Regions from separate parts of the Homo sapiens genome. Here region 2 is linked to region 1. Evidence: chromatin loops called from intact Hi-C (ENCODE). Cell type or tissue: K562. All regions are shown on one strand. Each heading gives the region's core, and the rest is flanking DNA. Links, peaks and the distances in the headings are about the cores only. Region 1 overlaps EPAS1 (endothelial PAS domain protein 1). Region 2 holds the start of LINC02583 (long intergenic non-protein coding RNA 2583).

Region 1 (16,771 bases), core at 7,744-12,743:
AATAGGACTGTGCAAGTTAGTACAGCAAAATTTTGGGTCAAAGCATGGGTCATTTGACAAACTCTCTTTATGAACATTACCTCTGCAATATTTTTCTAAATGAAAACAATCACACTTAATAGAATTAATCAGGATGGGAGCTAGAAGCATATAATTCACTTTCCACAGATTGGAGTAAATCCTCATAATGCCCCTTTCCTGTGTATTTAGTTAAAAAAGCACTCCAGTGAGATTGCTTTCGCAGTAAGTTTCTGTAAACCACTGTACCCTTGTATTTCTCTCCTGTGTTTCCAAGAGTTCTCAGATGCTATTTTCGAATGGCAGCGTTCACTCCAGAGCTGGCTGAGGTCAACGAAGCTAATTTTGGTGCCTTGGTGCCCAGGGTGAAGGGAGAGAGAAGTCCTCTGCAGAGCCAAAAGGACTCTCTGGGGCCTGGGTTTGGAGCAGTGTGGTGTTGCTGGACACACCACATTTCACCTTTAGAACCTTTATTTGTGTGCTTGCACAACAAATGTTTACCCAGATATTAAGATAAGGAAAGTATGAAGGTCACATTTCACTGGTGACAAGAGAGCTTCTATAAATGTAACCATATCGTTGTGCAGCGGGAGTCTGTCTTTTATTCTGTACCCGGGACTTAGGGGGAATTATTGGTGGGTGGGGCATGGGAGTTGAGGCTCTTCTTGGTTTTCTGGCTTTCTTGCTATCACTCTGTTTGTCTTGCCTCAGCTGATGTGCGCCTCCCATTTGGTAAGGGCCTTTGTCATGGCCAAGACATCTAAAGAAATCCTAGTCTGTGTGGCTGGGCACTGTGTGGTCCCCTGACTCTCTGGAGTCTTCCAGAGTTCCATGGAAATTAGTGCCCCCGTGCATTTCCCTGCCGACTGACTGGAAGGCACCCTGGCTGCTGAGATCGCTTTCCTGGTCCCCCAGAAGAGGTCCACATGGTGCTGATCCTGCAGCTGTTTTAGGCCTCCTCAGCGGGATTGTCCTATCCTCGGAGCACAGAGAATCTTCAGAGTGGGATAGGGGTTTCTTTTGTGGATTTGGGTTTCTCTTAGGGATCTCCAAAGATTAGCTAGACACTCAGGGCCTCAGTAAAGACATGGGTCCTTGGTCTAGTTTTCTTCCCAAGGGCAGCCACCATGGCAGTGGGAGTTCACCTTGCTGACTGCAAGGGACCCCACCTCACCTCTATCGCCCATTCACCATCATTCACTGTGCCTCCTGAGTTCCTAATACACAAGCCTCCTCCCACAGCCTCAAAGGCAGTGCTGCAGTACTCATTCCCACTTCTATTCCCTCACACTAGCTCCTCCATCTGGATGCTTTTCCCCTCTCTTCCTATTCAAATAGCTCCTACTTTTCTATTGTGAGCCCAGGCTTCCCGAAATCTTACACAAAATCACTAAGGGAGCGTAGAAATTTCCACAGTGGCACTCCCACTCCCTGCATTACTAGCTTTTGGTTGTTTGCCAAAGAGCCTGCTTATATTTCCTTGTTATCTAATGACACTTTATTTGTTTTTGCCTTTCTAACAATATAGCATGTTCCTGAAGGCCAAGGATGTCTGATTTTCTGATGTGCCCTAATACCTTGCTTGCTTTTTTTTGGGGGGGGGGGCTCTGAAATCATGCTTAGTTTTTTAAAAAAAATAATAGAATTGCTTTGTTCATGTCCCTTGGGTTACTTGGAAAGCCTGCCTCACAAGCTCTGCTTTCTTTATTCATGTAGATTTGACCCCTTTACTTATTTCCCTTTAAAAAGAAAGAAAAAGGAAAAGAAAAAATTTGGGGGACCACAGTCAGGTCTTATTGATACATAACTTTATATCAGATGCAAACGTCAGGCTAGTATTATATCAGTGCTTCACTTCAAGAATGCCTTATACACTAATGTGAGTACAGCCAAACAGAATACTCCAGCTTAATCTCAACGTTAAAAGCAAGATGGGGAAGTTGTGCAAGAGGGCACTAGCTCTCAGTTCAGAGATCATCTTCCCTGGGAAGCCTTCCCTGATTAACTGCACATTGGTTACCCCTGTGTTTATAGATGGTCTTCAGTCTGTATTTTGTTATTTGTATGATGCTTTTACAACTTGCTTTTGAAGGTTGGGGGTGGCGTATGTCCCTGATCACCACTCAAGTGGTAAGCCCTTCAAGAGCAAAGACCCAGTCATTTTTTCCTGTTCTTTTTTCCCCACAGAAGTCAGAATAGAGGTCTCTTGAGGTGCTCAGTAATTATTTGTAGACTGAGTAATTCTGTCTATGTCAGGAACTTTGGGAGTTTGGTGTAGAGAACTGGAAGCACAGGTAGACACTTTGCTCACATCAACCTAACTTATCCTCATTGCTTATCCACCATGCGTAGAGCAGGGTTTGTGGGAATCATCACTGTGTGTAGATGTTTATAGGTTCCCTCCCAAATTCAGGTGCTATGCTGTACGGTGAGGTTACAAAGAGGCATTAGATGGACCCTGCACTCAGGATGTCCTAAAATGATTTGTTTAAGCAATATAAGATGATTTATGTTAATGGATGTCCAAGCTGCCTTTACAATGTTGCCATCTTGTTAGGAAGTCACAACCAACTCAGATAAAACATTGAGCAAACAATGGAAGATTGATAGTAATTAAGTGAGAGTGAGTAAGGGTAAATAGATCTTGTGTGTTGGGAATAGTTAGGGAAGTGATTAGTGGAGATTAGAGGGAGGTTTATTGGAGGAGCATGAAGACCTAGGTCTGTCTTGAAGATTAGGTAGAATTTGGATAGGCAGATGAGTATGGGGCATTCCATTTGAGGTGAATTGCGTAAGTAAAATGAGAAGGCAGCAATAAACAGAGTGTGCAGGCCAGGACTGGTGAGCCAGTTCCTTCCAGGGCTGGATCTGGAGCTCTGTTAGCAGAAAGGAGATGAGGACCAGGCCTGGGCTGGTGTTGGGAAGTTTAGGGGCAGGCCTTCCTGAGTCATGTTGTGATGGAATCTTTGGGTTGCCTTGGGGCCATGGGAGCAGTGCATGCCTCTTCTGGCACATGAGAAGCTGCTCAGGGCATCTCCATCATTAGCCCTCCAACCAGAAGCCTAGCTCTAGTGTGAGCATCAAGTGGGTGGTTGGAGGAGGCCATGATTTGTCTTCTATAATATTGACCTCAAAGCCTCCCCTGCTAGCCCTTAGTAAATCAGGCATGTGTGAATGTGCCCAAATCACTCTGATATATGTTTCTTTTTGGCCTGTACCACTTCTCAGGGTAATAAACGCCATGTCTGAGTCTCCTAGTGCATGGAGTGGGAGCTGGAAGAGGACAGCTTGCTGTATCCTAAAATAGCAGTGACCCTCATCCCCATGTTCTCTTTCTGATGGTAAAGACTTTGTCCCCCTCATTATTTGATAAGGTTCTCTTTCTGATGGTAAAGCCTTTGTCCCCCTCATTATTTGATAAGGCTCTCATTCTGTCCCTTTCTCATTCTGGATTCTAGGTTTTTGAGTCTAACCATTATGGAAAGAGAACAGTCCCTTCAATATCCCACTATCTGTAGGGCATGACACAGCCAAATCCAAGTCAGACCATCCCTTTGATCAATTTCTACCAATAACTGTTCATTGCACACCCTGTACAAAGCACTGCGACCAAGCTGTTCCTTGACCTTCTCCTTTCCTAGTGTTTGGTCACAACACTCCCTAAAGCCCTAACTCAAGTTCTTGGGATGATACCACCAGAAGAGGGAAAAAAGGAGCCGTCTTCCTGAAGTCACCTGGGTAGAGCAGCTGGGGATTTTTCCCTCCTCGAGCAGGTGTAACCTTTCCCCTGGAGGAATTTAGAAACACTTAAAGTCATACCTGAACACTGTGGGCCAGGCCTTGGCCAGAGATCCCAAGTCACTGGAGAAGATTCCATTCCAGGGACCAGTAGAGGCCAGCGGGTCTCATCCAAGTCACTTTAGCTCATTCTGTCCACCGGTACTTTGAGGGAGGCTATATAACTCCTGAGTACTTTTGGCTTAGAATTTAACCTCACAATGACAACTGCGTGTTTGGCCTTTTTTTTTGAGACGGAGTCTCGCTCTGTTGCCCAGGCTGGAGTGCAGTGGCACGATCTTGGCTCACTGCAAGCTCTGCCTCCCAGGTTCACGCCATTCTCCTGCCTCAGCCTCCCCAGTAGTTGGGACTACAGGTGCCTGCCACGATGCCCAGCTAATTTTTTTTGTATTTTTAGTAGAGACGGGGTTTCACCGTGTTAACCAGGATGGTCTCGATCTCCTGACCTGTGATCCACCCGCCTCGGCCTCCCAAAGTGCTGAGATTACAGGCGTGAGCCACTGCACCCAGCATATTTGGCCTCTTATTCCTTTTCTGTCCCTCTAGTAATCAATAAATGCTTGTAAAACTGGGAAACTGCTGCCTGGCCCAGGCAGGATTGGTTGGTTCAATGACTCGCTCCACAGTCATTCTCTGCTCATTGCCTACTCTGTGCAGGCTGCTGAGCCTCAGGCCCGAGAGCAGGGAAGGGCCCTCTACAGTTAGGTGGAAAGGAGCCTGGACTGTCAGAACCAGGAAAAGACTGCAGGTGCCAGAGAGCTTTGGAGCACAGCGCAGCCCAAACTAAGGGACTAGTTTCAAGAATCTCCTAAGAACTCCCCTAGGCTAGAAAGTGTTGTTTACCCAAATCTTGCCATGGCTAGAAATTTGAGTCTAGCATCTACCTTCTCACAGCTCCAGGTGGACCTCCAGAAGGAAAAGGAAGATGTCCTACCAAGCTAACCTGTGACTAGATATCTGTTAGGGTGTGAAACCTGTGAACATATCCACGTCTTTTCCTTTGTGTTCATTTCCTTTTCTCTTCCTTTTTAAAGTAAAACATCCTTTTGAAAAGTTCCAACTTTGCCTTTGCTGAACTCCTAGCAAGTACTTTTCCCCACCTTGGCTAGTGAGATGTTGAGACATGGGCACACCTGAGGGTGGTGTGGTCACTGTGGCCGCCAGCCAGCCCAAGGCCTTGGGAAAGCCTGGTGAGCAGAAAACCCAGGCAGAAAGGAGTCTGGGTGACTGTGAGCATTGATCCCTTTGTTCCTGAGTCATCTCTTTTGAGCACATTTGAAACCATTTTCCATACCCAAATCAACATAATCTTGGTGATTCCAGGCCACCTGTATCTCCTTGTATGGCTCCAAATATTACCAGGGCAATGACGACAACTTAATTCTTCTTGAGTTAGATCTTCAGGGCCAAGGCACAGTACATGTTTATTTTGGAGAGAGACAAACTTTCACCCACTTGAATTTCTTTGCCTCCAAAATTAGCGTTGGGATGACCACAGGGTTCTGTGTTTCTTGGCTTTTATCTTGCCAAACGGATTGTAAATGCTCCCGAGTCACCTTCTCTTTTTTTGTGTCCCTGGCAAAGCCTACCTCCACATGGGGTTCAGAGGAGCTCTCAAGTCTCTAGGAGTTTGAAAGACTTTTCTAGATCTTTCTCTGATGTGTGTGACCTAGGACAGGTAATTTAACCTTTCTTTCTTTAACCCCTTTCCTAAGTGGGGTTAGACATATTTGCTGCTTTCTCAGAGTACTATTATGAGTTTGAAATGAGCTAGAGTTTCATAAAACCATGCATTTTTAAAGTCTATTATATTTTAAAAATCACTTTTGCAACTATTATCTCAATAGAACTTTGAAAAGTTTAAAGGGCAGACCTTCAAGGCATCATTATTAACAAGCACAGCAATATAATCATTAGGCACATTATTGCCTGTTGATGTGATTTGGCTGCAGTTGGAAGGCAGCCTTAGGAAAAGCTAGGGGACTCTTGCTCTCAGGCCTTTAAATTTCTTACCTGGCTGGGATTTTCAGAATTATTAGTTTTTACTAATAATGATTTTTGGGTATCAGTTCTATTTTTGCCCATACCCTGAGATGTGAGGAAATCTGATTATACCCAAGAGACCAAGGACACTTCCAGGATTCTAGATAAAGGGTCTGACCAGTTATGCTCCTTTCTACATCTGGCCTGTTTTTCCCTCCCCTGTGGAGATGGAGGTGGTTTGTGCAAGATGTGATTCTGTCGAGAATGGGAATATCCCTTCAACTCAGCACACCCAAATCTCTAAACCTAAAGAGCTACATCTGTACCATGTCTGCTCAGGTCCTACTTGTTGCTTTGCATCTTATGAGCAAGACCTAATTGTGGGCTCCCAAAGAAAGCAGATGACTTGCCCAAGGTCTTTAAGAGGTCAGACAGCTACTAGCAGAGAAACAGAGCGAATGTTGACACCTAAAAGATACCTTGTCCTTCCGGTGTTACTAGAAGTGGGAAAAAGGCTTTGAGTGCAAACGCCTGGCTGTGCTACATACTGACCATGAGATGTGACAGGCCACTCAGCTCTGGCCTCTGATCCTTCATCTGTAACATCTTTGATGCCCCTAATGCCTAAGCTTGCTCATCCCTCAGCCCCACCCATGAGGCTGGCCAGTTAACTTCTGCCTTCAGGTCTCAGCTTAAATATCACCTCCCTAGGGAAGCATTTTCTCACCTCCTTTAGTTAACCTCCCTCCTGTTCTGTTTTGTTTTGTTTTAGCAGTACTTCCCACATGTTGTTATTTATTTATTTATTTATTTATTTATTTTTGAGACAGTGTCTCACTCTGTCGCCAGGCTGCAGTGCAATGGCGGGATCTCAGCTCACTGCAACCTCTACCTCCCAGGTTCAAGCGATTCTCCCACCTCGGCTTCCTGAGTAGCGGGGATTACAGGCACGCACCACCATGCCAGGCTAATATTTGTATTTTTAGTAGAGATGGGGTTTCACCATGTTGGCCAGGCTGGTCTCAAACTCTGACCTCAGGTGATCTGCCCGCCTTGGCCTCCCAAAGTGCTGGGATTACAGGCATGAGCCACGGTGACCAGCCCCACATGTCATAATTTATTTGCTTATCATCTGTCACCTTTGCTGCCCCCTAGTATGTAAGCTTCATGAAGGCAGGGACCATGCATTACATGGTTACTGCCATATCCTCAGGGTTTGGGGCAGTGCCTACACACAGGAGGTGCTCCTTAAATGTTTGTTAAGTGAAATAATCTGAGGTTGTCAGGTCTTTGTCTTCAACGTTATTATTTCTTATATTTGTTCAGTGCTTAATTTTTTTTCAAAGCTCTTGATGTAGATTGAAGCTTTTGTCATTTTTGTCATATAGATGAAACAACTGAGGCACAAAAATGTGATCACAAAACCAGAGAGTGGCAGTGCCTACCTGAACAGCTCCCAGACCCAGACTCTTTCCACAGACCCATGCTGTCTCTCTTGGCACCTTATTTTTCTGTCGTGGTGATGTTATTGTTTGTCTTATTTGGCAATGTTTACACCGGAGGAGTAGAGGCCATTGTGTGTTGGTGGCGTCTGGAAATACACAAGAGAGTCCCAGGAGAATGCCACTGTCGGTTCTTACCACAATTAGCAATTGTCAGGTCAGGGGCAGTGATTGGGTCGGTGTCACTCTCTACATGGCTGGCTCTGCGTGTTGAAACACCACTGCCTGTACCTCCACAGATGCCAAAGGGAGTGTGGGTCCTAGGACTACAGCCCCATTTCTACCCAGCCCTGGCTATCTCTCCACTCAGATCTAGGTCCTTTCTGTTCAGGAAAACGTCCTGTTTGTGTAGCCTGCTAGACAGCAAAGGCAAGTGCCAATCAGCTGGATGATCTCTCTGGGCCTCAGTTTCCCCATCTTCACAATGGACTAGTAAGTGGGAACCAGTCAAAATTGGCTCAGAGATCCCCAATAGGGTTCTAGCTCCATTGTGAAATAAATTTCAAGTGGAGCCTCGTCCTGACTCCTGTTTTCACATGCTCCCTTAGAGGGAAGGAAGGTGGACGATTAAAGATGATTGGTCGGGAGCTGGAGGAAGGAACTCCCCATTCTCCAAGAGGAGGTTCTGTTGGAATAGAGGGGCAGAGACTTGGAAGTCGCTGTTGGGCATGGCCCAACCCACTTCCATGACAGCAGCAAGACCACCACCCTCAAGAAGGAGGTGGGCTGGGGTACGAGAAGGTGGGCTGCCCAGTGGTTTCTACAAAAAGGGATAGTTGTGCTTGCAGGAGGGGTAGTGTCTCCATCTCCTGATGCCAGGGAGAAGGAGGCAGGCTGCTGGGGTGACGGAGAGCACCCTCAACTAGGTCACACTGCACTCCCTCTGTGCCTCAGTTTCCACTTCTGTTAGATGGCTGATATGATCTCTGCCCTGCCAGTTGGATTGGGGCTTCCAAAATATCAACTACTGCAAAAGAAGAGGTTGTGGCCACTGTGACTCATATACATGTACATGAACGTATCTGAAGTTTTCAGGGCTGATACTGATGTGAGGCAACCCATGCAGGCAACCCGGAGGAACTGTGTCCCTCACTCTGAGACAGTGAGAACGGACTGAGCCGGAAAGCTGATGGCCGTGAGAGGAGCAGGTTTGAAAATCACTGAATGAAGTCATGTTGTACAGAGGGGGCGGGGGTGCATACTGTGGGACGGAGGTGAGTCACAGTGCATAAGTGTTGGGGAGTCACCTTGAACTTGGGCCAGAAGAGTAGAAATATTGAGACTTGGGTTTATCTGCCTCACATCAGGTACATCAAGTTCTGGATGGCTGCCCACTGGCCAGAGACATGAGGTGGACGGCTCCCTTTTGCTGCCCTGGGAAGGCCTTCTGCTGGCTTCGGCCCCACTGAGCAAAGTCTGCTTGTTCACTGGAGTTCACACAGACTCCTTGCCAGGCCTGCCCAGAATCCTGTCTCCTCTGACTTCCTGTGCTCTTGCATAATATTTCCTTGCTCCCTGAATGGCTGGCCCCAGTGCAGGAGCAGCTCACTCACACTGCTGGACCGAGGGCAGGATGTAGAGGGAGGGCAGGGATCTGCAAACGTCACCCAGGGGTGCTCTGGGCTCTGAGGGTGGAGGGCAAGAGGGGCAGAGCCCCCTCAAATTCTTTGGAAGATTATAGCACAAGGGGAGTTGGGAAGGCCCTGGGACCATGTGCACACACATCTATCTCCATGAATTGTCTCTCCTGTAAAATTATTTTTAAAGTTGCTAAGTTGTTTTCTTCTGATTATAAAAAATATACATGTTCCCCATAAAAAGTCATAGTAAAAGAAGGCATGGAGATAAAAATAAAAATCACCAAAATTCCATCACCCAGAGATAACCACTGTTAACTCTTTGGTGAACATACTTTTCTCTATATCATGAATATTGATATATAATTACAGAATACGGGCATACTTCTAAGATATTGTAGGTTCGTTCCAGGCCACTACAGTAAAGTGAATATCACAATAAAACGAGTCACATGATTTTTTTTTGTTTCCTCGTGCATATGAAAGTTATGTTTATATTTTAGCATTATGTCTAAAAAACAATGTACATACCCTTTTTTTTTTTCTTTTTGAGACACAGTTTCACTCCGTTGCACAGACTGGAGTGCAATGGGGCAATCTTAGCTCACTGCAACTTCCGCCTCCTGGGTTCAAGCAATTCTGGTGCCTCAGCACCCCCGAGTAGCTGGGATTTACAGACATGTGCTGCCACACCCAGCTAATTTTTGTGTTTTTAGTAGAGATGGGGTTTTGCCATGTTGGCCAGGCTGGTCTCGAACTACTGGCCTCAAATGATCTGCCTGCCTCAGCCTCCCAAAGTGTTGGGATTACAGGCATGAGCCACCGCACCTGGCCAACAATGTCTATACCTTAATTTAAAAATATTTTATTGCTAAAAGAAATGCTAACAATCATCTGAGCCTTCAGTGAGTCATAATCTTCTTACTGGGAGAGGTTCTTGCCTCCATATCGGTGGCTGCAGAACTGATTAGTGTGACGGTTGCTGAAGGTTGGGGTGGCTGTGGCAATTCCTTGAAATCAGACAAGAATGAAGTTTTTTACATCAATAGAGTCTTCTTTTCAGGAAAGACTCTGCAGCATGTGATACTGTCTGATAGCATTTTACCCACAGTAAAACTTCCTTCATAATTGGTGTCAATCCTCTCAAACCCTGCCACTGCTTTATCAACTTAGTTGATGTAATATTCTAAATCCTTTGTTGTCATTTCCACAGTGTTCACACCATCTTTACCAGGAGCAAATTCCATCTTGAGAAGCCACTTTTCTTTTCTCATCTGTAAGAAGCTCTGACTCATCTGTTCAAGTTTTATCATGAGGTTGCAACAGTTCAGTCACATCTTCAGGCTCCACTTCTAGTTTTCTTGCTATTTCTTCCACATCTGCAGTTACTTCCTCCACTAAAGTCTTGAACCCCTCAAAGTCATCCGTGAGGTTTGGAATTAACTTCTTCCAGACTCCTGTTACTGCTGATATTTTGACATCCTCCCACAAATTACAAATGCTGTTAATGGTATCTAGAATGGTGAACTCTTTTCAGGTGGTTTTCAATTTACTTTGCCCAGATTCATCTAGGAATCACTATCTATGGCAGCTATAGCCTTACAAAATTTCTTGAATAAGACTTGGAAGTCAGAATTACTCCTTGATCCATGGGCTTCAGAATGGATCTTGTGTTAGCAGGCATGAAAACAACATTAATTTTGTGCGTCTCCATCAGGGCTCTTGAGTAACTAGGTGCATTGACAACGAGCACATAAACATATGTGCTGTCATCCAGGTTTTGTTGTTCCACTGATAGAGCACCAATAAAGTAGATTTGGCATAATTTTTAAGAACCCTAGGACTTACAGAATGGTAAATGATAAGTGGCTTCAGCTTAAACTCACCAGCTGCATTAGTCCCTAGTAAGAGAGTCAGCCTGTCCTTTGAAACTAGGGATTGACTTCTCCCCTCTTGCAGTGAAAGTCCTAGATGGCATGTTCATCCAGCATAAGGCTCTTTCATCTACACTGAAAATCTGTTTAGTGTAGCCACCTTCATCAATGATCTTAGCTAGATCTTCTAAATAACTGGCTGCCGCTTATGTATCAGCACTTGCTCTTTCACCTTGCATTTTTATGTTATGGAGATGTCTTCTTTCCTTAAATGTGACGAACCAACCTCTGCTAGCTTCATACTTTTCTTAATGCAGCTTCCTTACCTTGCTCTGCCTTCCTAGAATTGAAGAGAGTTAGGGCCTTGCTCTGGATTAGACTTTGGCTTAAGGGAATATTATGCCTGGTTTGATCTTCTCACTAAGCTTAATCATTCCTTAACTTTTGATTTAAAGTGAGAGATGTGACTCTTCCTTTCATTCGAACACATAGAGCCCATTGTAGAGTTATTAAAATTGGTCTAATTTCAATATTGTTGTGTCTCAGGGAATAGGAAGGATTGGGGAGGGGGAGAGAGAGATACACACACACACACACAAACACACACACGCACACAGAGGAACAATCACTGGACCAGTCAGAACACACACAACATTTATTAAGATCACTGTCTTATATGGGTGCAGTTTATGCCTAAAAACAATTACGGTGGTAACATCAAAGATCACTGATCGCAGATCATTATAATAATAGCTATAATAATGAAAGTTTGAAATATTGCAAGAATGACCAAAATGTGGCACAGATATGAAGTGAGCACATACTATTGGAAAAATGGCATGGATAAACTTGCCTGACAAACCTTCAATTTGTAAAAAGTGCAATATCTGCAAAGTGCAATAAAGTAAGGCATAATAAAACAAGGCATGCCTGTGTTTCTTAACCATTTAACACGTGTAAAACTGTGCTACCATTTTTATTAAGTTCCCATATTGTTTTTGTGTTGCTGAGAAAGTTTTTGAGTGTTGTACCCTAACCTCTTCTTTCCCGTAAGCTCTGTGGTTTTTAGTTTTGCATAGTGTGGTGATTTTTAGGAGCTCATATGCCATGTTGTAGCAGAACTACTTGTAAATTCACATGACGTGTCTTCCCTAAATTCAACATTAATTATTAGTTATTAATAGTATTAATTGTGAAGCACAATAAAATGAGGTATGCCTGCATTATCATGTTACATGCTATTGTGAAATGCATTTTCTATATAGCAATATATCAGAACTATCTCTTGCTACTAAGTTACAAAGATTTAATACATAGTTGTATTAAGTTCCACTTATAGAGGTATCATAGTGAAACCCTTATTCATTGACATGTCCAGGCTCAGAAAACAAGCTATAACCAGCCCAAGCTTATTTTCAGACCTGAAAAGCAGCATCTTTTCTATATTTCTGACCAATGTGTTATCTGAAAAGCGGCATCTTTTCTATATTTCTGACCAGTGTGTTAGCTATGGTGCCCCAGAAATAGCTGCAAAATAAAAGGTTAAGTGCCATGTAGGCCTTTCTCTAGGCTTAGAATAATTCACTTGATTACATAGGAAGAGGCTGCAATGATGACAGCTTCCAGGGCTGGGCCAGACCTTACCCTGGGTAAAATGATCCTCCAGTGTGGCCCATATGTATGCTTTGAGCCAGGAGCTGCTAGCTGGGAGAACAAGTTTTTCTTCAGTGGTATTCCTGTGACCAAGATTTCAAATAAGCTCCATTTTTAATTTTAATTGGTTATTGTCCTCCTGAAATTTTATGACACAATCTATATCTTTAAAAAGGCACTCTTTCTTCTTTATACAGTTGTTTTCATGATGTTAAAAACTTTAAAGAAAGTATCATTCAGATTTGCTGACAGTTGGAAGATTATTTTAAAAATCCAACTAGTTTAGCTGAAAAAGGTGCTATCAGTGTTTCTGTCTCATCCTTGGAAATTGTATATTTTTAAGGCTTGTGATTAGCTTTTTCTCCTCCATTGCTGATCGTGGTTGGAAGTGTGGCATAGATTTACAGTAAACTTTGATATAATGGTGATTCCTCTTTGTTTTGGAGCCAGGTGCCTGCGGTATTTGCTTATTTTCTTTGATTCATTTTTAAATTGAGTTGAATGTTTGATTTAATCAGAAGTGATAGTATGAGGCTGGGGATGATTGCTTGTGGTTGGGAATTGCTTGTAAAGTTTACTGTTTAGTCAAGACAAATCGTTTCCTAAAGCTCTCTTTTTCAGATTTCTTGTCTATGTGGGAAAGCATGATAATGCCAGTCAGTTTAAACATATTTAAGAGTTCCCAGGCATCTTCGAACAGAAAAATTTGCAACAAAATTTGGCAACGGCAGAATGCGAGGATTTTTGCCTCATTTTGTTTATAGTTGTCTGCTCTTCAGGCAAATGATCTATTACAACAATCTGAATAATTACAGTCTCTCCTTCAATTTATTCACCCTGGACTCCTTTTTCTAGAATTACTGGCCAGACTCTTATTACACCAAATTCCTTGACTCTATTCCCGAGGAATGAGGATGGGACTAGGAGTAAAAGTTAAAGAGAGAAACTAATTGTTGCCTGCTTTTCAAAGTTTTCGGTGTGTGGAAATTTGTTGATTTTGTAATTGCTCCCTTAGTTGGTCATTACCCGATTCTGGTAGGGTACTTGCCATGTGTACACATTTAGGGAGTGCAAAGGGACAGTAAGACTTAATTGGTCCTGGGAATTGTTGAACAGGACTTTGTTGAAATGGCTACTTCTGTACAATGCACATGGAGCAGCTGTTGGCATAGCAACTCCTACGTGGAAAAGTGCACGCCGCTTGCAGATGACTTTTGCAGTGCTCAGTGTTAATTTGATAAATGGCTTTTCTAATAGCAGTTTGTGGGCTAATGGAAAGATCGAAGCAAACCTTCATTAACGGAAAGGAGAATAGGGATTTTGAAGCCACTGGGTGAACACACTGGACAGCCAGAGCTAAATCTCCATTTTCAGCTGTGTCTCTTTTTCACAGCAGATATGCTTGGAGTGTGGCAGATGAAAGTAAATTAAGAAAACTGTCTGCCCGTGCCATTATCATCTTAGATTTTAAGCAGGGAGAGGTTTTGGAGTCCTTTCTATTCAAGATACTTAACTTTGTGTGAGAGTTTAGTTTAAGAGTACTGTAGAAGCTTTGCATTGTGTTGTCGTTTTCCTTTGCTGGTAGTGGTGGGGTTAAGGTGGTTAAATCGTTTTTTATTGTGGTAAAATATACATAACAAAAAATGTTTACCATTTTAACTATTTTTAAGCCTGCAATTCAATGGCATTAAGTACGTTCATATTGTTGGGCTACAAGCACCACTGCTCAAGAACTTTTTCATCATCTCAAATGGAAACTCTGTACTCATTAAATAATAACTCTTTATTCCCCACATGCTCCAATCCCCGATAATCACTATTCTACTTTCTCTATGAATATGACTATTCCAAGTAGATTGTATATATAGACATATAAAGTATTTGTCCTTTTATGTCTGGCTTATTTCACTTAGCATAATGTTTTCAAGGTTCATCCAAGTTACAACATGTATTCAAAGTTTTATTTCTTTTTAAGGCCGAATAATATCCTATTGTGTGTAGACACTATATTTTGTTTATCTGGTCTTCTGTCAAGGGACATTTGAGTTGTTTCCACCTTTGGGTGTTGTGAATCATGGTGAACATGGTGTACAATTTGAGTCCCTGCTTTCAGTTTTTTTGGATATAGACCTAGAAGTGGAATTTCTGGATCATATGGTAATTCTGTGTTTATTTTTTTCAAAAACTGCTGTACTGTCTTCCATAGCAGCCATACCATTGTACATTTTCACGAGCAATGCATAAGAGTTCCAGTTTCTTCATTTCCCTGCTAACACTTGTTATTTTCTGTTTTTTGTTTTGTTTTGTTTTTGTTTTTAGATATCAGCCATCCTAGTGGGTGTGAAGTGGTATCTCATTGTGGCTTTGATTTACATTTTCCTAATGATCAGTGATTTGTCTTTATAAACATATTGCCTGTTCCTTGCCCCCCACCCCACCCCCGCACCCCCACAACAGCCTGTGTGGGAATGGAAATCACTGCCCCATTGTTTACACCTGTGAGGCAAACAAAGACTATCAACATAATGATATTTGGGAGTGAAAGGTGTCAGGGAGAGAAGGATGAAGGCACCATAAGGTTATTATATATAATAACTGGCATATAGGATATAGTACAGGCACCTCAGTAGACCTATTTTCAGTTCGTGCTGTGGAGCATGTGAAACTATTTTAAATAGAGGCCTTTGGGACTTAAGTAACTTCAACTCTCTGAATGAGGTTTAAGGCAAGCTTGCTGTGGGCTGGATCTATCCTGTATAATCCCTACTGATTTGGGTGATGTATAGGTACCCTTCCCTGAAATTCTTCCCTGAGAATAATTATTGTTGTCATCTACTACGGAATCCTGGGCCCACTTTCTTCCTTCTTCTTGGGGGAGGAAATCTCCCAGACATCTTGCCAAGCATTTGCTTAAGTCTTTGAACCGCTGCACTAGCTAATTTCTCCACCTGAAACAATATACAAACCCCTCCTCTTCTCCACCCGCTAGGTTCTTATGCTGGCAGCTCATATTTTTACAAGAAAAAGAAGTTAGAATGTATTGAGCACCTGCTATAAGCCTGGCACTTTGCTAGTCACTGTGTGGCAGATGACTACATCAGTCATGACTGATAAAACATAACTTCTATCCTTGTAAGTGCCGCAGGACTTATTTGTGACTCTTAACAACAGGGGTTCCAAACCTTAGTGTGCATCAGAACTGCCTGGGGCTTATTAAAACTCAGATTACTGGACCTCATCCCTAGAATTTCTTACTCGGCCCGCAGGTCTGAGGTGGAGCCTGAGAGTGTGCATTTCTAACAAGTTCCTAGATGATGATGATGTTGCTCATCCCTGGACCACACTATGAGAACCACTGCTTTCCATCAAGCCTGTGAAATAGATATTATTCCCATTTATAGATGAGGAGCTGAGATGTAGAGAGGCCAAATGACTTGCCTCAGTTCTTGCACACAGAGCCAGAGCCCAGATTTGAAGCTGAGAGGCCTCACTCCAAAGCTTCTGCTGTTTCCATTATATCAGGGATGGCAAAGGCATAGATACCACCTGTGCTTCCCTCACTTAGTCCACCCCCACGACAGGCAATATTAATCAATCACAGCACCTCTGAGCCCAGAGATGTCCTCGGAATCTTTCACACACTGCTCCTGACAGCCAAACCTACCCGTCAGTGGGAGCTGAAGTTTGCAATTTCTGTACTAACCTGTATGGCCTTTCTAAAATGGAGACATTACCAAGGAATCAATCTATTAACAGCTGAAAACAAACCTTGTGTGAGCTCCAGTCTTATCTGCCTAGGAGGGAAGAGCGTGGTAGATTGCAGGCTGTGTGAAGCACAGCACTCCCATGGCGACCTCACGGATCATAACTAGAGTCTACACTCAGCACACAGGCAACACAGGGCCGTTACCCTTGAAAAGTGTAAAAATCTAGACGAAGTTAATGAGGAGACTTTTTTTTTAAGCTGCTATATTTTGTCTAATTCATATATGCTACATTTTATTCTAAAAATAGTTATTCTACTCTTTGGCACTAAGTTTGGTGATGGATATAAAATAGTGATCAATAAACAGTTGTTAAGAAAGGAAAAATAAAGTAGGTGCCAAAGGCAACTGTGTCCACACCTGATGAGGTCTTTTAACAAATGGATGGGAGGAATAAACAAGACTGAATTATGTTTTTATATATCTTGCGCACCCAACAGTTCTTAGCAAGGCCCGTGGGCAGTAGATGCCCAATAAATATTTATCATACGGAACTACAAATCTTGCTTGTGAAAGTACAAAGCATAGGTGTATCCTGGAGGTAGGGAACAGTAACCCTGAGAGCAGACTGGTTTAAGGCCATCTCTGGCCAAACCAAAACA
Region 2 (16,771 bases), core at 6,441-11,440, 110 kb after region 1:
ATAGAACCAGAGAGTACAATGGTAGTTACCAAAGGCACGAAATGGGGGGTGGGAGTTGAGGGGGGAAGGACAAGAGAGATGTTGGCCCAAAGGTAGAATGTTTTGGTTAGAGAGGAGACATAAATTTTAGTGGTCTATTGTACAGCACTGTGACCATAGTTAATAATAACATATATTTCAAAATTGCTAAAAGAGTAGATTTTAACATTGTCATAAAAAAATAGGTAAGGTGATGAATATGTTAATTAGCTTGATTTAATCTCTCTACAATGTATTTATATTTCTAAACATCACACTAAATCCCATAAATATATATAATTTATCAATTAAAATTTTTAAAAATTAGAAAAAGATGAGAAAATTAAACCAAAGTTAGTAAAATAATAGAAATAAGATATAAGCAGAAATCAACAAAATAAGAAAAAGGCACAGTGGCTCATGCCTATAATCCCAGAACTTTGAGAGGCCAAGGCAGGAGGGTTGCTTGAGCCCAGGAGTCTGAAACCAGCCTAGGCAACTAGTGAGAACTCACCTCTACAACAAGTCCAAAAATTAGTTGGGTGTGGTGGTGCATGCCTGTAGTCCCAGCTACTTGGTAGACTGAGGAGGGACGATCACTTGAGCCCAGGGGATTGAGACTACAGTGAGCTGTAATTGCACTACTGCACTGCAACCTGGACAACAGAGCAAGACCTTATCTTAAAAAAAAAAAGAAAGAAAAAAGAAAACAACAGAGAAAAATAAATAAAACGAAATCTGATTCTTAGATAAGATCAATACAATTAATAAATCTTTGGCCAGACTAATCAAGAATAAAAGAGAGAAGAATGAATTACCAATATCAGGAATGAGAGAGGTGACATTATTACATATTCTAGATATCAAGAAGATAATTAGTGAATACTATAAATAATTTTATGCCAGTAAGTTCAAAAACTTAGGTAAGATGGACAAGTTCCTTGAGAGACTCAAAATACCAGACCTCATTCAAGAAGAAAAAAATAACCTGAATAGTTGTATATCTTTTTAGAAAAACTCTAGTCTCCAATGGCTTCACTGATGAATTCTAGCAAACATTTAAGAAATAAACATCAGTTCTACATATACTCTTCCAAAAACTGAAGAGAAGGAAAATCTTCCCAATTCATTATTGCAATCTAGCATTCTCCTAATATCAAGAACAGGTAAAGTTATCCGAGTAAAAATAAATAAATAAATAAATAAATAAATAAATAAATAAATAAATCCAAAAAACAAAAAACAATATTCCTCATAAACATAGGTGCAAAAATCCTTTTTAAAAACTTTCATCAAATTGAATCTAATATTATATGTAACGGATAATAGATAATGACAAAGTGGTGTTTATCCCAAGAATGCAAGGTTGGTTACACACTTGAAAGTTAGTTATTTAATTCATTTTAATACATTAAAAAGGAAAATCCATACAATCATATCGAGACACAGAAAAAGCTTTTTATAAAATTAACCACCCACTTCTGATTTTCAAAAAACTCTCAGCAGACAGATAGAAGAAGAGAACTTCCTTAAACTGATAAACAGCATCTATAACAAATCTACAGTTACATCTTACTTAATGGCAAAAGACTGAATGCTTTTCCCAAGATTATGAATAATGCAAAGATGACTGTTCTTACCACTTCTAGTCAACGTGATACTGGGAGGTTTTAGCCACAGTAATAATGCAACAAAAAGAAATAAAAGGCATCCAAATGGGAAACTAAGAAGTAAACTGTCTTTACAAATGACATGAATATCATTCTAGAAAATCCTACAGAATCTACAAAAAAGCAAGTAGTACTAATAAGTAAATTTAGCAAGATTGTAGGATATAAAGTCACTATACAAAATAACTTCTACTTTAATATACTAGCCATAAACAATTATAAAGTTTAAAAAATATTGTACTTGGCTGGGCACAGTGGCTCATGCCTGTAATCCCACTACTTTGGGAGGCTGAGATGGTTGCATCAATTGAGCCCAGGAGTTCGAGACCAGCCTACGCAGCATAATGATAACCCATCTCTAAAAAAAATGTAAAAATTAGCTGGGCATGGTGGTACACATCTGTGGTCCCAGATACTCAGGAGGCTGAGATGGGAGGACCACTTGAACCCAGGAAGTTAAGGCTTCAGTTGGCCATGAGGTGCCACTGCACTCCAGCCTGGGTGACAGGGTAAGACCCTGTTTGCTTGTTTCTTTCTTTCTTTCCTTTCTCTCTCTCTCTACATATATATACACATATATATATGTGTGTGTGTGTGTGTACATATACATAGTATCAAAATATAAAATAGGAAGACATTTGGCAAAAGACATTCAGACCTATACACTGAAGACTAAACAACATGCTGACAAAATAATAATAAAACTTAAATAATCTGTTCATAAATCAGAAGGCTCAATATTGGTTAGATGCCAATTCTCCAAAACTGATCTATAGATTCAATGCAATCCCAATTAAAATTCCTGCTTGCTTTCTTGTAGAAATTGGTAAAGTGATTCTAAAATTCGAATAACACAAATTACCTTGAAAACTAGAAACAAAGTTGGAGCACTTATACAAACCAATTTCAAGACATTATTAAGCTACAATAAAGACATTGTAAAAAAAATAATAATATAGTGTAAGAATAGAAAAACAGATCAATCAAATAAAATAGAGTCCATAAATGGACATATACAGCTATGGTCAATTGATTTTTGACAAAAATGCAAAAGTAATTCAGTGACAAAAAGGGATTGTCTTTTCAACAAATGGTGCTGGAACAATTGGATATCCATATGCAGAAAATGTGAATCTCCATCCATACCTTGCACCACACCCACACACAATTTATTAAGGAACATATGGTAACTTCCATCACTTAGGATCTGGTTCTCAGCCCCGTCACAACACAATTCATAATCTAAATAATCCCATGAACAATGGCATTCAAACCCCCAGGGAATCTCTTCTACCCATCAGGCCAGAAAGATTTATGGGTTTTGCCACTGCCAAAACATCAGAAATGGACACTTCCTTAGAATGTGGAAAGGATTTAAGTGACAAAGCACTTAGGTAAAAGACAAGAGAAATTAACTTTCCAAATCCTAAGTCTCAGCATGAATTCAATAGATTCTTACATGAAAAAAAAAAAATTACCTCCCAGCAGTGTTTGGTATTCATTTCCTTGCTCCTTTTATGTTCCAATTAATGGCTCCAGAAGTACTCACAAATTACTGCCAATTTCACAATACTTGCTCATGATGGCTGAGGAGCATTTTGCAATATTAAACCATTCATATTACTCTTAAATTTGTATATATGTGGGTCTAGATGTAATATGCATGAAATGTAATTCTGATTCTTCATCTTGGCAACTAGATGGACACTGGATGCTAGAATCATCCAGGGGGTTTTGTCATGTTGTCCAGGCTGGTCTCAAACTCTTGGGCTAGGCCTTAGCCTCCCAAAGTGCTGGGATTATTGGCATGAGCCACTACACCCAGCATGTTTCAGATTTAAATTATTTTTACTTAGAATTTTGATAGTTCAATTATAGCTTGTATTTTACCTTTTATTTCAGTAAGTAATTTTGCACAGTTTAGAAAAACTACAATTTTTGCCGGGCATGCTGGCTTACGCCTGTAATCCCAGCACTTTGGGAGGCCGAGGCGGGCGTATTACGAGGTCAGGAGATCGAGACCATACTGGCTAACACGGTGAAACCCCATCTCTCCTAAAAATACAAAAAATTAGCCGGGCGTGGCGGCGGGCGCCTGTAGTCCCAGCTACTCCGGAGGCAGAGTCAGGAGAATGGCGTGAACCCAGGAGGCGGAGCTTGCAGTGAGCCAAGATCGCGCCACTGCACTCCAGCCTGGGCGACAGAGCGAGACGCCATCTCAAAATAAATAAATAAATAAATAAATAAATAAATAAATAAATAAATAAATAAATAAATAAATAGAAAAAATACAATTTTTGAAACACTCATGAAAGATAATTTTTAATTTTTTATATTAGCTAGAATCTTTAATGAAGATATATTCAAATTTCAGATACCTGAGCACATTAAAAACTTTTTTAAAATGCTTTAGCTGTTTGAGGTGTAAAAATAAAGATATACTAGAGATAAAAAATGGCAAGGTAGAACTCAGGAAAAAAAAAATTAGAGAAAAAAGTAACAGAAAAATATCCCAAGTGGTGATCTGTTAAGTTTTTAATACTGGAAACAATGAAAGTAAAAAGACCTCTGTCAAACATGACCCGAAATAGAATGTGAGAAAAATACATAATAAAAAATTAGCATAATTTTTTATCAAAATAAAAACAAGCAAGAAAATTATTTTTGTCAAATCTGCAATGCGAACAAGTCAGATGAAGCTCTTACGACTTCATACTAAAGTGACAATGAAAACAATTGATCTAATGCACAACTCAGGATTAAAAACTTACACTCTGGCCTTTCTATTACAAAAAGAAAATCATGTTTTAGAATTGGTATATTTCATGTAAAAGAAAGAAACCTCCATGGCTTTACTCTGCTTATTGGACAATGATTGTAGGAAACAGCAGTCACGTGTTTCTCACAGCAAGAGAATGTATCTCAAACACAGTCTGACATGAACTAATGTTTACAACTTCCCATTGGATGAACATGCAAGAATATTTAACACTTCATTCTACACCAAAACTATTTCAAATGGAGAAATGTAGACGAAGAATTTTGTAACTATTGCTATGTTTTATAATCAATATTCAAAATTAGCATTGACCATGAAAATAAAATACCTGTGACTGGAGAGACCTAGGTTCTTGGTTAATAGAAAACATTACTTGCACACAAAAGACACGCATGCAACTATTATACTAAAAGTTAAAAAAAAAAAGGCTGAATTAACAGCAAACCTGTGATAGTAATCAAGGTAAGTGAACACTGAAAACCCTGTCTCTATCAAAAACACAAAAATTAGCTGGGTGTGGTGGCAGGCCCCTGTAATCCCAGCTATTCAGGAGGCTGAGGCAGGAGAATCGCTTGAACCCAGGAGGTGGAGGGTGCAGTGAACCGAGACTGCGCCACTGCACTGCAGCCTGGGCAGCAAAGGGAGACTTCATCTCAAAAACAAAAACAAAAAAAAACAAACTTGTTTTGATCCTCTGAAAAGAATAAAATTATGTCTCATTATTTTAGCCAAGCAAGTTGAAGTTCTTCAGGGTACTAATTACGTAATATTTAAAAAAAAATAAAGACAAGGTATAGGTTTGGAGGAAATCATTTTGAAATGGTGCTAGAGTGGCAAGATATAGAAGTGAAACTTTTTTTTAGAAACTTTGGTTACCATGTAAGATGGAGAAATAAATGAGATAACGATTAAGTTAATAGGTAATAAAGTAATGAAATCATACATAAAATAAATGCATAAAATAAAAGTGAAAATTACTTCATTCAACTAGATTATAACAGGAACAAAAGTTACATTAACAATATCCTTAATTTGTACTGATGAACTACTAGAAGAGGGAAACCAGGAATTGATGAATTCTTCACCTGCTGTAAAAAGTACAAGTTTTGTCTTAAGCAAAAAACTACAGAAACTACTTTCAATGAAGGAATTGTTTTAAAAGACTGTCTAGAGTAAGCCTTTAATAAAGGTACTAATATGGTTGGTAAATTAAAAAACATTAATGAGCCAGAATTGTGGTCAAATATTTAAAAGCATTATTTGTGCTATACAGGACCACAGTTTGAATTTGTTCCTAGGAGAAGCAGGCTCATGTCAAAAGTGAGTGATATTCAAAAAATGTTCATATATAATTTATAGACTATATATGGAGTGTCTTGGTGAAACACATACAAAATTTGATCTCACAGATACCCTGAGATACATAATGGAAACACTGACTAAATGTTCTTAGAATAAGTAGATTTGATCGGACAAGATATGAAATGCACTAGATGAGCTAAGCAAAACAACAGACAATCCTCAAATAAAGTGCATTGTGGTCTGTGGTCTTTGATATTAAGAATTGATTCTTGGCTAGGCACAGTGGCTCACGCCTGTAATCCCAGCACTTTGGGAGGCCAAGGTGGGCAGATCACCTGAGGTCAGGAGTTCGAGACCAGCCTGGCCAACATGGTGAAACTGTCTCTCTAATAAAAATACAAACATTAGCCAGGCGTGGTAGCAGGTGCCTATAATCCCAGCTACTCGGGAGACTGAAGCAGGGTAATCACTTGAGCCGGGGAGGCGGAGGTTATGGTGAGCCGAGCCCATGCCACAGCACTCCAGCCTGGGCAACAAAGCGAGACTCTGTATTAAAAAAAGAAAAAAAGAAAAAAAGAATTGATTCTTAATACTAAAAATGATCTTTTTAATTTGCAAATCCAGTTTGGTATGAACTTTTGCTTACTATAATATTTTAAAACTCACCAAAAAATCCAAGCAGGTCTGTATTTGACTACTGTATTTTTTTTAAAGGATTACAAACTTAAAAAACAACTTTAGAAGAAATAATTTTTCAAAGTCCAAAAGAAAACACATGAGAAATATGCAATACAGTGACATTCCAATAAGATATGAGAAAATTAGAAAAAGAAAACAAAAACATTTGTATGAATATGAAGGAAAGGATTCACATACAAATAAGCCCCCGAATAATTTGTATAGTCTATTTTTTGACAATTATAGATCAAGGTACTGTCTTGATTGAAGGAGCTTTGAAAAAATTGTGGAATAAATTCTGCCTTCAGTTTTTATAATATCTAAGCATTGAAAAGTGTGAAAAAAGAACTTACTGTAGGGATCTAGATATTGCTTTAAATTGATGGTGATAAGCATTTTTTGATGAAGTCAAAATATTTTGTTGTATTTCAGCAGTAATAATTTGTCATGCAACCACATTACAATGTTTGTATTTACATGTAAAATTTTTGTTTCATTTCCTAATCAAAGTAATGCTTTAAGTATTTTATTGACAATTTCAGCAGCTACTGCCTCTGCAGAAAGAAGTTTTTCCAATTAAAATTAATTTTTAAAATAACCACAAAGACTAAGGAAAGGATGTCTAATTTGACATTACAGTCAATCAACAAAAATTTTGTGAAAAATTCAATTAAAATAATTTTTAATTTTATTTAAAATATAGACAAATAAAATTTTCACTGAAACATTATCATTCCATAAACAGAATAGACAGATATTCCCAATAAAAATAAAATTCAGTTATCTCCGATGTTTCATCAGCTTTAGCCATATATAAAACCACAGCTTTTAAATATCTTTCAATTTTGTAGTTATATAGCTTTGTCATGGTAGGATAAAGTCAACAGTTTCTTAATTTATGGCTTTAAATATATTTATATATTTAATATATAATTTATATAATATATAATATATATTATATAAATATAATATAAATATATATTATATATAATATATATAATATATAATATATATAATATATTATATATATTTATATTATATAAATATAATATAAATACATATATTATATATAATATATTTATATTATATATAATATAAATATATGTATTATATATAAATATATAATATATATAATATAAATATATATTTTTATATATATATTTATTTATATATATATTTTTTGAGACAAGTCTTGCTCTGTCACCCAGGCTGGAGTGCAGTGGCACCATCTCAGCTCACTGCAAGCTCCACCTCCCGGGTTAATGCCATTCTCCTGCCTCAGCCTCCCCAGTAGCTGGGACTACAGGCGCCCACCACCACACCCAGCTAATTTTTTTTTTTTTTGGTATTTTTAGTAGAGACAGGGTTTCACCGTGTTAGCCAGGATGGTCTCGATCTCCTGACCTCGTGATCCACCCGCCTCGGCCTCCCAAAGTGCTGGGATTACAGGCATAAGCCACCGCACCTGGCTGAATATATATTTTTTTATATATAGTATGATATATATGTACTCCATCAATACTCTTGCCCTAGACTCCACATATTTTAGGGCAAGCCTTTATACTAGAGAAGATAAATACAGTCAAAAGACAGTTGTTTAAAAAGACTAATAAAATTGATAAATCTTGATGAGAGTGTTCAAATAAAAAAGAAAGCTCAAATATCCATATTATGAATAAAAACAGGGGCATCACTATAGACCCAACAGACATTGATATCTCATGATATGTCATAATTATATCTCATAAGAGATATTCCGAATAACTTAAAACAAATAAATTTTAAAATTTGGATGAAATAGACAAATTTCTTGAAAAATAAAATTCACCAAAACTGCCAAAAGAAATAGCAAATCTAAACAGTATTATAATTTTAAAAAATTTAATATATAAACCTTCCCACAAAGAAATTCTTGGCCCAGATGCTTATAAGTAAACTTTACCCAAGATTTCATGAAGATATTTTGTCAGTCTTCCATAAACTTAGGTTTAATTAAGGTATTTTGTCAGTCTTACATAAACTTTCCATAAAACCAAAAGAGACGGCAAGCTTCAAAACTGATTTTATAAGACTGGTATTATCTTGATATCAAAACCTGACTAGTATATTTTAAGGAAGTAAAATTACAGACCAATCTTACTCAAGAACATAAATGAGAATTTCCTATACAAAGGAACGAATGAATGTGTACATTAATGAATGCATGGGTTTATTTCCTGGTTTTTCATAGACCTACAACAGAAATCCACTCAGCCTGACAAAGTAAGGATTTTAATACCAGTCTTGGCACATACCCTCAAGAACCCCTGGATGCTAAAATGGCTCAAAGAGCTAACAAAGTCTGGACAAACCAACATGCCTGGTTTAATTAGTCTGTAGGAAGTCCAGATATCGGTATTTCTTAAAAGCCTTCCAGAGTTCCGACAGAGATCACGGTGAGACTCTGAGCTCCGCGGCTAGCTCCCCTGGGGCCCTCCAAACCCTGGGCCAACGGGTGAGTTGGGGGAGCCCCAGGACAGACTGGGGCCTCCGCCCTGCAGATATCCCAGAGCCCTTGCTATGGCTCCCACCGGCCACACCCAGGCCTTGAAGGAGCATCGACCATATTCCTCAACCCACCTCGGTGACCTGATGGTGGCGGCAGCCTCTCCCAGCCGACCCCGCCGACCGCTGGATCTCCAGAGGACACCCCTGCCAAGCCACCCGGATGCAGAGCCTTTGAGTGGCAGCTGCCGTGGCCGGCCGGAAGCATGGCGGCGGCAGGGAGGCCCCTAGGGTGTGGCAGGGCGGGTCTACGGAGGCCTCTTTAGGCCACAGAGCAACGTAAAGCCTAGGCCTGCAGAGACTGCTCAGTCACAGTTGAAGGAGACCTACTGAGTCCTGAGGACAACCAACAAAGGCCTTAACGGCACAGAAGGTGAGCAAAGTCCTGGAGGAGGGTGAGCAGAAGGATCAGTGGCCATCGCGGGTTGGTGTTAGTTCTACCAGACCTCTATGTCGCAAGAGAAATGGTAGGATGACAGGCCACAGTTGGCCCGCTGGACATGCCCACCACCCTTTGGGAAGGTTTACTGGCCGTTTATAGAAAACCTGTGTGTATATAACATGAAAAAGTTGCTCTCAACTTCCCTCCAACCTTTTAAAAGAAAACATTTTCCACATCTAGGCTTTCTAGATGAGAAGAGGTTGCCGACGTATGACAGAGTTAGAAAATCACACATCTTGTAAATTCTCATTTGTTTAAAAAGAAATCATAGGCCGGGCGCGGTGGCTCATGCCTGTAATCCCAGCACTTTGGGAGGGCGAGGCGGGCGGATCACGAGGTCAGATCGAAACCAGCCTGACCAACGTGGTGAAACCCCGTCTCTACTAAAAATACAAAAATTAGCCGGGAGTGGTAGCGGGCATCTGTAATCCCACCTACTCGGGAGGCTGAGGCAGGAGAATCGCTTGAACCCAGGAGACAGAGGTAGAGGGTGCAAGTGAGCGGAGATTGCACCATTGCACTCCAGCCTGGGTGACAGAGCAAGAATCCGTCTCAAAAAAAAAATTATAAAAAATAAATGTCTTCTGGAGGTGACTTTGAAGTGGTTAGACCACCTCTGGAAGCGAAGCTTCCACGTTTGTTCAGTGAGTTAAAGGACATAGAAAACCTGAGAAGGAAGTTCTAGGCCAGTCTGGTCATATCTGAAGAGATTTTCATGTTCTAATCTAACCTTTGTTTTGTGTACATTTTATTAATGCTCACCACTGTACATAGAGTTGACTAACGTAAAACAATCCCTTCATAAATGTCCTTTTGTTTGTTTATAGGAAGTCCTGTCTTCTGGGATTGAGTTTGGTAATCCACCCCTTGGAGCTAAACACAGTAGTATCCTTAGTCGTTGGGATGGTGGGAGAGGGAGAAGAGGAAGGATGAAGGAAAGGGCTCTTTGCTAGTATCTCCATATCTAGAAGATGGTTTAAACTCATACCCATAGCTCTATATGAGCATTTTCAGTAAAGTGCCTGTGTTTGTTGTGGACAAGTTTTATTATTTTGCAACATCTGAGCTTTATGAAAGTCCTGGAGTGACAATGTATGATAAAAAGTAGAGCTAGTGAATTAGGCAATTTATTAATATTTTTTGTTATAACTGATAGAAAAGATGCATCTTGAACATGGAATTGTTAAGCCACGTCTGAGCAGTGTATGTCAGGACTTGTTCATTAGGTTGGCAGCAGAAGGGCAGAATGAAGTATAAAGGGAGAGATGTATGCAAATGTGTCTATGTTTACATTTTGATACTAGTCATTGATATATGTGCAACTCTTTTGGCTGTACTATAGGAATACAGTAAGTAATTTGAAGGAAACATACCTTCTTGCTAATATTTTAATGGTATAGATATGAGAAATTATCTTAGAAACATTATACATAGTGTATTCTGCTGCTTTATGTTTCATTTTAAATTGAGCATTAAGAAAACGCAGTATTTTAATCAGAACTCTGCTAATGCTTTTATGTAGAGGCATGTTGTCATTTGGGTCTTCTATGAAATTTTTGTCCTAAGAAAGGGAGGATTACATTTTTTCTAACAGATGAAGTTGCTGTAATGTGTTGCTGAGTATCAGAATACTCACATAGCTTTAAGATTTTGAATTGGTAAATATTCATGATGTGTGAAAAGGCATGATACATAACATATGATCTCAAGTCCATCAAGTTGGATGTTGTATCTACACAAACAGGACTTAGAAGGACATGTGAAACTAAATTGCTTGTGATTGTGGATGGCTTTGTTCTTTGCTTCTAGTGGTTTTCAGTTTCCTGTAATGCACACATTAGCTTTTAAAAAGTGAAGGTTATTTTTTAAAACCTGTAAAAAAAAAAAATTCCAGGTGACGCTACATCATAAGGTTGAGAGCCACTGGGGTAAGTTGCTGACTCTGGTATGTAGTTAGTATTTATTCTAAGTGCAATGGGAAGGCATTATAGGGGTCAAGGAGAGGCATGACATGATCTAATTTACTGTTTAAGGCTGAGGCTTTGTGGAGAGTGGACTATGGAGGGTGACAGCAGAAGCAAGGTACTGGTTAGGAGCTGACTGGGGAGAGTAAAGGGAATCAGGATATATGTCAGGCATAGGGCTGTCCAGTCATGCTGACAACAGAGGTCCTGGGAGTGAAGGACAGAGAAGAATCCCTAGAATCTGGGAATCTTTAACAGTACCAGGCATGGAGCTCCTGTAATTTCATGTGTCAGACAGTAATCTCTGCTACCCCTTCCTCTGGCAACCCCCACAGCCTCCAGCAGGGCAGGCACCTGGTAGAGGCATATACAGATGGCTAGAATGAAACAAACTCTCTGGCGCAATAAACCTCCAGGCTCTGTGGAAGCCCACGTCTCCTGTGTGACTCTGATAAATACCTTCCCCTCTCCGGCCTTTGTAAAACAGAAATTATATTTTCCACTGCCTGCCTTACAGACAGAGGTATTTTGAATATCCAGGACAGCAGTGCATAATGACAGTTAATAACAGTTTTTTTTTAAGCACAACCACCTTGCAAGGTAGAGATCGTTCAAACACTCTTACAAACATCAGAGCTGAGAGATAAAGTAACTACCTGAGGCCAACGTGCTATCAGTGCTTATGTGGCTTTTTGATCCAGGCCAGTTTGACTTCAAATTCTAGATTCCTTTCACCACATGATGCTGAAATTACAACATATTAGATGATGCACTGGCAAGATGGCAGGGAAACTATTACATTCTTTCATTGTTCCTCACACTAAGATGGGTGGGATTCTTTTGAAAAGCAAATTAGTAATGAGTGTCAAAATCCACAAAAGTGTTTCTACCCCTTGACCATATTGAATTTATTCTCAAGAGAACAATTTTGAATTATAAAAAGGTGTATACCTAGAACTTTTAGTTCTGCATCATTTGTAACAGCAATAAATTCGAAGTAACTTAAATAGGGGACTTGTTAAAAAAAAAAAACTATGGTGTCAAATCAAAGGAGTACTATACAGTAATGGTTCTCCGTGAAGGATGATTTTGCCCCCCAAGAGACATTCAACAATGTCTGAAGACATTTTTGGTTGTCCCAACCTGGGGGGAGGGTGAGTTCTATTGGCACTTGATGAGGAGTGACCAAGGATACTGCAGTGTATAGGACAGCCTCCCAAAATGTCAATAATGCTGAGGTTGAAAAAACCCTATTATACAGAAATTAAATATGATGAATGGAGATTTTATGATTTAATAGAGAAAAAGTAGAGTTCCAAATTTGGGGCACACCATGATTACAACCATGGAAGACCTTATCTTGCATATGAAGAAACAGCAGATGAAAACACAGGAAACTGCAAAAAAATACATTGATGGAAGTAGAGATAAATCTTATTCTTTGAAAAGTTTTATTTAATGATGTTATTTTTTACACTAAGCAAAATTTGGTAAAAAAATTGAAATACAACTTGCTATAGATATCCGTTGTCATTGTTGTTATCCAGATCAAACACTGTACACAGCACATTTTTGTGCTCAATTGATTCTCTGGAAGGAAAGAAGGAATTTTGTTTGTTTTGCAAAAGTTATGTGAACATATCCAAATCAAAAGTGGTATTTTTAGAAAGCCATGCAACTGTCATATCCATTAAGTTGATCAAGACTCCTCCTGATGCAAGGAACACAAATCAAACTGGAACTAGCTGAGACAAGAAAAGACATATTGGTTCATGTGACTGGGGGAAAATGTCTGGCATCAAGTCATGTGGACCCGAGAGCGGAAACAGTGCTATCTGCTGCTTGGTATGCTCTATGCCTTTGCTGTCTTTCACTCTCAGACTACCCACTACATTCATTCTCCGAGTGTGGCCCTCATCCTCTATTGCATACTGCTTTCTCACTGGGAACAGAGGCGACACAAATGTTTTGATGGAGCACATGCTCCAGTAAATTCCTGGGAAAGGATACATGGGAGGTAAAATTCCGAGACCTTGCATTTCTAGAATTTGTCAGCCTCCCAAAGTGCTGGAATTAAAGGTGTGAGCCACTGCCCAGAAGTTTATGATATAACTCTCTTCATCTCATAGTTAATAAATAATCTGCTAAGACCTACTGAGGACGTTTTTTCTTAGGATCACAGTGGAAAACTGTAAGAACGGTACTGGGAGGGAGCACTGTCTTGAGAAGAGAAATGCTGGTGGGACCTGGGCATTTGCAGTCAGCAAGAAAAGCTGAAAGAAATACAAACATTCATTCAAAAGCTGCCTAAATTATCTAAGTTTCCATTTCCTCATTATAAAATAGGGCTCAAATGGGACTAGAATAGAGGTAAAATGTGTCATAAAATTTCTGTACCTGGAACTGAACATTCATTGCCTCATGTAATGCACCAAGCAGAGCCAGGCACCTAGAAGTCATCTGTAGTAAATGTTTCCATTGTCCCAACTCTTGGCTCCCTTTCTTGAGAGATGATTGCAAGACACTCATGGCCATGTGACTTGAGTACCTTCCTGTAATTAGGGTATGCTTCCCTGCCCATGTCAAGCTCAGCCACTAGACTCAATGGAGCCAATACGATGTGAATGGAAATGACAGAGAAAAGCATGAGGGACAATGCAAGTTTTTTCCAGTTCTCTTACACTTTCCCTTGGTCATCACTTGTCTTGAATCTGGGCTTCTCCTTCAGCTGGGTCCCAGATGAGAAGACATGGAGCAGGGCCCCAGCTAATCTAGCGTATTCGTGAAACAGAAACAAATCTATGTTTTGTGAGCCACTGAAGTATGAGGGTTACTTGTCAGCACGCAAAGCTGATTAATACTGAGTCCCACATACAGCTAATAAGGAAAAGCAGGAGGAATAGGAAGATGACAGTGTAGAACAACAGGAGGAGGGGGCAAGAAAGATGGAAAGGTGGAAGATGATGGAGAAGAGGAAGAGAAGGAGACTTTTAGTAACTCTTGTTGCTTAGAATCATGTTAATGTCTGTGAGAAATAAAAGACTAAGGTTAGGATATATATGCTCCCGTTTAGAAGATTAAAATCTAGTTGGAGAGGAACCACAGACAAATAAAATGTCCTAGTCACAGGGACAGCAGAATTTAAGGGCTAAGCATGCTCCAGACCAAAGGCTGCAGAAATTCTAGCTGTAGAGGGTAACTGTTGGAGGAGTAGAGAGAACTGAAAGGATTTGAACTGAGCGTTGAAGGACGTGTATACCACTTGAATGTTCAAAAAGAGGGGAGGTCACTATATGCTGAGCAAAGAGCACAGAGTGCGGGGGAGTGGGGGAAGCCAAGGGTAGAGGCCACAGCCAAAGAAGACCTTCTTGGCTTGAGGAAGCCATGACTTCTCCTGTAAGTCATCCCAAGAACCTCTACCTCTTCATCAGGAATGTGTCAAGACCGAGGGCCCACCTGTCTTTTTGGTGGATGAAATGAAGTTAATCAATTGGAGACCTGCACATGTGAGCCGAGCCAGAGATGCATGAGACTGCCATGCAAGGGGAGAGGGGTGCTCAGAGCAGCTGCTGGTTCCCCCAGAGGTACAGCTAACTGGGCTGTGGAGTCTTGACAGAGGGTGTGTTTGGCTTTCTGACCCCAATCACCCACAAAGTCTGACTGGATTTCTGGAGAGTTAGCGCAGACTTTCCATTTCTGGAACACCTCCGTAATTTCCTAAAAAAAACAAACTTCGTGGTTTGAGCATATTGCATGTGACCAGTAAGGGTTAGAAGAGGGTTTTGCAGAGCTGAGATGCAAACAGATGCTGATCTTTGTTCTCTCAGGCAAATACTCCCCTCTTTGCTCTCTCCTCTGGAATTTCCCACATACTGTGCTGACCTTCACCAAGGGATAGTAGGCTCTTAAAAATTCTGACTTGCCCTAACTTGTTCATGAAGGAATTCATGGCAGCTGCAGATCTCCATGCAGTTCAATTATAGTTTTGTTTCAATGAGAAAGTTGGGCCAAAGGAAAAATAAAGTGGGCAAAAGAGATAAACAAGGAGTAAGACACAATACTAAAGAGAGAGAGGACCACAAATTTTACAGTGTGCTTCCTGTGGCAAATCCACAGAGGGTAATATTGATTACAAGTTTTCTGGTTTCTAAAAGATAACAACAGATGCCAGGTGAAGCCCAAGTTGTCCTGGTACTGAAACCAGGGAGAATTTTCCCCCACCCCAATGTAGTAGGTTGGAATGACTTCCACCTTCCATAAAGACCCACAATGAATACAATAGCAGGTTTCAGTTCCTCAATGTAGACTAACAACACACATCAAAGTTCCATTAATCAAATGAATTATTTGAAAGACCTAGGCAATTCAGTCCAGTCTGCAACCATCTGATGGTACCTCTTGACCCAAGAATAGCATGTAGAATATGGAAAAAGAAATGAATGGTTTATCCTTCAAGCAATCTTCTATGAACATTATTTCTTTAAAAAAATGAGCTTCTGATAAGAATAGAGCTGCAGAGTTTGAAGTTACACTATCAGGCAAAAACTTGAGATTCACACAATGTATTGCTCTTGTCAAAGGAAGACTGGATATGCTTTGGCCATAAGCCAAGTGGAGGGTGGGGGCTAACGTCCTCTTTAGTCAGTTTAAGGAGTCTAATCAGGATTGGAGCCAGCATGAAAATTCACTGAACCTCCACCAAAAAAGTGGGCCAACAAGAGCAGCGATGATTCCCACAGGAACTAGTTCTGCATCTATTCAAACCTGTGGCAAATTTCCAAACATTGTATGTCATAGAGATAACCCTCTAGCATGTTAGCCTAGAAAATGTTCAAAGCAGCTATTACCAATTGCCCACTAAGACCACAAAACATTTAATAAAGCATCTAGGACATTCGAATCCTAATACCAGTTCACAGCTAAAAAATATTGCGTGGCCTAACCAAAATGAGCTACACATGATTAACTTCATAAAATGAGAGTGCTATTGTTAGAAGGAAGGGGGGAGACTGTGCCAATGTTTTTTAAAGGTTTGGATATCACTATGAATTGTTATCATTGAAAATAGTTACCCGTCCCCACAAAGTCTTCTAATGATGTGAAAAGAAAGTTCTAAGGAATTCTCATTTGTTTTTTCCCTTCTTGCCCCACTGTCTACAGCTCACTCAGCTCACCCATTAAACCCTGCGGGTCTGTTTCACTTTTTCCTTCCCACACAAACATTACAGTAACAGTCTGGCCTTCCCAAACCACCACTGGAAACTTCAACTGAACTGATCATATATCAGTCAACTCTAGGAGACCAGCTCTGATTCCAAGAAACTGTGACATTGCCTCCATTGGAAGTTACAACCTTCACCTGCCAACCTGGACT

What was found. Peaks named below come from ENCODE experiments on the same cell type or tissue, not always from the same donor. Only the 100,000 strongest peaks of a DNase experiment are listed, where the experiment ranks them.
Region 2: it touches region 1 in a loop (1.9-fold over the local background); 1 of 110 quality-filtered maps calls a loop at or near these places.

The regions. Positions count from the first base shown.
Region 1 is chr2:46,306,849-46,323,619 of GRCh38, forward strand. All of the region lies in intron 1 of EPAS1 (endothelial PAS domain protein 1), which reads left to right. Among named protein-coding and RNA genes, the nearest start is that of EPAS1, 18 kb to the left of the region's middle. In K562, for the core only: a CTCF peak has its summit at 10,043; DNase peaks (open chromatin) are centred at 8,513 and 9,863.
Region 2 is chr2:46,419,916-46,436,686 of GRCh38, forward strand. LINC02583 (long intergenic non-protein coding RNA 2583) reads left to right here and starts at 9,275. Exons shown (of 4, transcript NR_103805.1): 1 at 9,275-9,364. RefSeq lists an enhancer at 15,115-15,409 and a silencer at 15,115-15,409. In K562, for the core only: a CTCF peak has its summit at 9,093 (motif pointing right); a DNase peak (open chromatin) is centred at 9,186.